Regions from separate parts of the Homo sapiens genome. Here region 1 is linked to region 2. Evidence: read pairs that join two places in POLR2A ChIA-PET (ENCODE). Cell type or tissue: Panc1. All regions are shown on one strand. Links, peaks and the distances in the headings refer to the core of each region. The heading gives the core; the rest is flanking DNA. Region 1 has its middle 23 kb from the start of LINC01655. Region 2 has its middle 190 kb from the start of LINC01705.

Region 1 (2,929 bases), core at 283-2,782, 430 kb after region 2:
ATGGCATACCAAAAAAAACCATATTAATATTAATGTATTTACTTGGTATTCAGTGACTCCACTGAAGTTCTTTCTTAATTACACTTTTATCCAGTGATTTTCTTGCATTTTCTTTGCAAACATAGAAAAAAATGATATAATTAACACCATTATGCTTGCCAGCAAACTTTAGCAAGTCTTAACTTTTTTCCGTATTTGCCTCTAATGCTTTTTTTAAATAAAACCATAGATGAAACGTTATTGACATATTTGAAAAGTCTGCATACCCCTCCCTAACAGTAGTCCCTTCTCCTTTTTTCTCAGAGATGTCTATGAGCCCAAAGTTACTTTCTAGGCTCATAGCCCTCCCTTTTATGGGTTTATACATATTACTTACATGTTAGTAAAAACTATCTGATTATTATGTTTTAAAATATTATGAAATTATATTATTGCATATATATTATTTGCAGTTTTTCTCAATAAAATACTGTAATATTTATTCATGTTGATATAGTGGTTCTCTTTTAGTGATTTTCATAGTTGTATTGCATTTGATTGTGTGAATATGCAACAATGTGTTTATCCATTTTTCTTCTGATAGGCCTTTGCTATTGACAGTGCTTCCATTCCCACATGTGTGGCCTTATGCAAATGTGCAAGAGTTTCTTTAAGACGTATGTGGGTATGCTCACCTTCCACATTATTAAATATTGCCAACTTGCTCTCTGCAGTCTTTGTACCAATGCAAGCACCCTCCAGATAGCTATCTGAGCAAGCTCTCCTTCCATATCAAACCCTGCATGAGGTACAATAAGACTTTTATTTGTCAATCTGAAGGGTGTGGAGTGATCTCTTATTTTGTTTTAATATGCTTTTACAACAGGCTTTTTTTGTTAAGGGCCAGGTTTGTTCTTTGAGTTTCTTTGGGTTTGTTGTTGTGTGTTTTTCAACCAACCATTCAAGAATGTAAAAACACGTTCCTTGCTCTCTGGCTCTGCCAAAACAACTTGTGGGTTAGATTTGGCCTGCAGGCCATAGTTTGCACACCCCTTTCTTTGTGAAAACCAGTGAAGTTGAGCATTTTTTCAGAGGATTATTGACCATTTTCCTCTTTTTAATTGAAACACAAATTTTGCCCATTTTTGTATTGGGTGATATGTCTTTTCTTATGGATTTGTGGGAGGTCTTTGCAAATTCTGAATATGAGTCTTTTCTCAGTTATATGTATTGTCAATATCTCTTCCATCCTTTGGCTTGGTTTTTCAATTACAGCACAATCTTCACTAGAAGTCATTTCTTGGGGTTTCTAAGTAGAATTTTGACCCTCTACAAATAATATATCCTCTCCTTTTACATACACAGTCATTCCTCTTATTTTTATTTCAAGCCTCATTACATTGGCCACAATGTTCACAGCAATTTAAAATAGTGATGATTATCTATGGTTACCATGTTTTATTTTTGATATTTTAAAATATATGTTGATCATGTGAGTTAATATGGTTGTTTCTGAGTAAGAACAGAATCAGGCTTTTTGTGCCTTCCATTACAGTAGTCCTCAATCCTTTCAAGCCATGGACTCTCTCTCTGTAGCAAAAGACATTTTTGCATTTTCTGCTAAGCCAATGGGCATTTGCCATTATGTAAATAAAATCCGTGTGCTTTATACTGGATGGTTAGCTCATCTTCAAGCTCAGTGGTGACGAGTCACTAGTAGAAAATGCAGTTTGTAAAGAAACACATTCTTGTAGGTCATGAGTGAATGAGTGAATGCATTAACACGTGAAATGAATAACAAGAAGACCTCAAACAGAGAACAGAGCACAGGCATACCTGGGAGATATTGCAGGCTCAGTTCCAGGACACAGCAATAAACTGAATCACAGAGATTTGGTTTCCCAGTGCATATAAAAGTTATGTTTAAGCTATAGTGTAGTCTGTTAAGTGTGCAAAAGCATTATGTCTAAAAACAACTCACATGATATAACTAAAAATACTTATTGCTGAACAATACTAACAATTATCTCAGCCTTCAGCCAGTCATAACCTTTTTGCTGGTGGAGAGTATTGCCTCAATGTTGATGGATAGTGACAGATCAAAATGGTAGTTACTAAAAGTTGAAGTGGCTGCGGCAAATTATTAAAATAAAGCAACAATGAAGTTTGGTACATTCATTGACTCTTCCTTTCAGGAAAAAACTTTCTGTAGCAGGTGATGCTGTTTGATAGCATTTCACTTACAGTGGAACTTCATTCAAAATTGAAGTCAATCCTCTCACACCCTGCTGCTGCTGCTTTAATAACCAAGTTAATTTAATATTCTAAATCCTTTATTGTCATTTTAACAATGTTCACAATGTCTTCTCTAGAAGTAGATTCCATATCAGGAGACCACTTTCTTTTGCTCATCCATAAGAAGCAACTCTTCGTCTGTTCAAGTTTGAGTTGAGATTGCAGCAATTCAATCTCCTCTTCAGGCTCTAGTTCTTCTAACTCTAGTTCTCTTGGTATTTCTACCATACCTATAGTCACTTTTTCCATTAAAATCTTGGACTCCTTAAAGTCGTTCATGAAGATTGGAATCAAATTTTTCCAAACTCCTGTTAATCTATGTATTTTTACCTCTTCCCATGAATTATGAATGTTCTTGATGGCATGTAGAATGGTGAATTCTTTCCAGAAGATTTTCAACTTACATTACCAGAGCCATCAGAGAAATCACTATCTATGGCAGCTATAGCCTTACAAAAATGTATTTCTTAAATAATAAGACTTGAAAGTCAAAATTACCCCTTGATCCATTGGCTGCAGATAGATGTTGTGTTAGCAGGCACGAAAACATTAATCTCCTTGTATATTTCCATCAGAACTCTTGCATGACTAGGTGCTTTGTTAGTGAACAGTAATATTTTGAAAGGAATCTTTTTTTGTTCTGAGCAGTAGGTCT
Region 2 (2,929 bases), core at 190-2,689:
CTGCACCTCCTTAAGGGCTCTCCCAGTACCCTGTGCCCATGGCTGTAATTAAGATAAACTCATCACATTATATTTATTTGCTTATGTCTATTTCTGTCACTACATTGTGAGCTCCTTTTATCGGGGACTCCACTTCTTTCATTTTTAATCCACAGCACCTAGCCGCGTATGCTTGACAGTGAGTTATTTGACTATCACTGAATGATTTATGAATGGGTGAAATAATGAATGAATAAATACTCGCCAATATTTCTGTCATATCTATGGTTCTTTTCCTGCATTCTCTATGGTCAAGTAAAAATTCCCTTTAATTCACCAGATGTGGCCAGCCCAAGAGATATTAATTATATCCCCTTTTTCAGGTTATCAAATGCAAGACAGATTCTTCCTGTCCTCTAACTTCCACATTATGCATTTTAAGCCTCCCACACTTGGTCCAAAGGCCAATCTTAGCTCTCTCCCAGTCAGTGACATTGTCATATTGTAAATTTGGCAGCAGCAGAGATACCTGATTGATTTCTGTCACTTATTATTCATTCAGAAATTCATTTAACTGAGTTTGCTGAGGTGTCATCGCGAAGCTAGTATGGACTGAGTCAGAGGAAGTGCTTTTTAAAATTCTACTTAATGCTCCCTTAGGGCTTCTCTATGCTGCCAGAGTAGAATAATATATTTTAAACAAGAAAGAAAAACAGCTCATTACTGTTTACTTATATTCCTATTTCTTCTTTTATTTAGGAGCCCTGTGTCTTGCTTGCATCAAAGACATGCATATTCAGACAATTTTGAAAATGAGACATTAAGTAGTCCTGTATAAAATAACACAAGCAGAAAACAAGACTGGTTCTAAAAGTCATTTCCGTTCTCCTTCTTCTGTATCCACACATCACCTGAATAATACAGATGTGCACACTTGCTGTTCCATCTGCTGCAGGACCTGCACACACAGCAACTCATCCTGCAGAGGTTGTCGGGCCATGCTGATCCAGGCACATGCTTCTGCGCACTTTCCTTTTGTCATTACAGATGACAGTTAGAAATATACCTTCTGGCCATGGGATTAGATAGACAGTAAAAAATAAATAGTAATGATGACAATTAATTTACTCTTTTAGGTCATTTGTATTTTTCAGCAGCCTTTCCCATTTATTCTCACAGTTTCTTTTATTCTGACAGTTGAGGTACATTTGTGGAAGTATCATTTTGGATTTACTGATAAAGAAGCTATGAAATTAAAAAATTCAAACTTGAAATAATTCAAACTTAAAGCTGTTGGAACTTTACATTTTTAACACTTTTTAAATTATAATTTAAAGAAAAAATTGACCATGTTCACTTTTTTTTTTTTTTTTTGGAGACAAGGTCTCAATCTTTTGCCCAGGCTGGAGTGCAGTGGCATGATCTAGGCTCACTGCAACCTAGATCCTCCCACCTCAGCCTCTTGAGTAGCTGGGACTACAGGTGCACACCACCACACCCGGCTAATTTTTGTATTTTTTGTAGAGACCAGATTTTTCTTTTCTTTTTTTTTTTTTTGAGACAGAGTCTGGCTCTGTCGCTAGGCTGGAGTGTAGTGGCACGATTTCAGCTCACTGCAATCTCCGCCTCCTGAGTTCAAGCGAGTAGCTGGGATTACAGGCACGTGCCACCACACCCAGATAATTTTTGTATTTTTAGTAGATACAGGGTTTCACCATGTTGCCCAGGCTGGTCTCAAACTCTCGAGCTCAAGTGATCCTCCCACCTTGGCCTCCCAAAGTACTGAGATTACAAGCATTTGCCACTGCACCTGGTGGGAGCTTTAAATTTTCCTGAGCCTTGAGAGGAAGGTGGCTATGCCATCTAAGTCATGTGGCTTGCAGCTGCAACTTCTGCCTTTTTCTTTTCTTTTTTCTCTAAATAATTAAGACCAAACAGTGCTGGAGCTAACACACTGACTCAGATCACTACCCCTCTTCAGGGAGTTATAGAGTAATCTGCCTTGGAATGTAGCAATTTTAACCAATTAAATTTCTGTGGCATATGCACTGATCTTGTATGGAAAATGTTGTAATCCTGCTAAGATTTCTATTTAAGTGGAACCTTAACTTCTCCACTTTGGAATGCTGACCCCATTTGTTTGGAGTTGGTGTCTTGGGTGGCTGTCCTCAGGCTTTGCACTCAAATAAACTGTACTTAATTATATTTTCTGAAATTCATTATTTAAGGCTGACAAAGCTGTGGCAGGAAATATGAAATCTCCCAAGGTTACTTAGCAGGTCACCCGTGGACTGGAAGTAGAACAGCTTTTTCTAGTTCTCATTTAGTTACTGGATAAGAAGGAGCCAAGATGGAAGGAGCCAGATGGCAAATTGTTCAGTAGAGTTTGCAGAACCTTTGTGCCATGTGTTAGCAGGTGTACCAGGTGCACCCACATCGTCAGGAAGGGTCAAAGCAGAGGTCTGGAGTCAGACTGTCCAGGTTTGAATTTTAGGTCTTCCACTTGCTTAATTGGGCACAATGAACACATTACTTAAACTTTCTGAAATTTAGTTTCCTCCTTTGTAGATGGAGAAAATTATAATAACTATTTCATGTGGTTGTTTGAGGCTTAGATGCATTAATACATAAACAGCTCAAAATTATGTCTTAAAGTGATAAGAATTACTCAATAAATGTTAACTCCTATTGTTATTCCACTCCAAATTCCTCTGTGAAGACCTGTGTCATTACAGCAATGAATCTATGTTGCTCTCTTTCTTCCGTGAACCACGGTCATAAAGAACTTTTTTAAATGACACAACTTAGCCACCAGAATATACTTGCTAATATTCTAATAATCATTAAAGCTATATTTGTTTCCCTAATTATGTTGCAAACTCTAGAGGCTGACTCTATGCTGTATACATCTTCTGAATCAATGCCAAGCCCTTAATTAATATTTGGGTGA

Evidence for each region. Peaks named below come from ENCODE experiments on the same cell type or tissue, not always from the same donor. Only the 100,000 strongest peaks of a DNase experiment are listed, where the experiment ranks them.
Region 1: POLR2A ChIA-PET joins it to region 2 with 11 read pairs; 2 of 35 experiments call an interaction of 5 or more read pairs at or near these places.

What each region holds. Positions count from the first base shown.
Region 1 is chr1:221,815,879-221,818,807 of GRCh38, reverse strand. No RefSeq gene overlaps it. Among named protein-coding and RNA genes, the nearest start is that of LINC01655, 23 kb to the left of the region's middle. In Panc1, for the core only: no CTCF peak of the experiment used is centred there; a DNase peak (open chromatin) is centred at 1,741.
Region 2 is chr1:222,249,634-222,252,562 of GRCh38, reverse strand. No RefSeq gene overlaps it. Among named protein-coding and RNA genes, the nearest start is that of LINC01705, 190 kb to the right of the region's middle. In Panc1, for the core only: no CTCF peak of the experiment used is centred there; no DNase peak of the experiment used is centred there.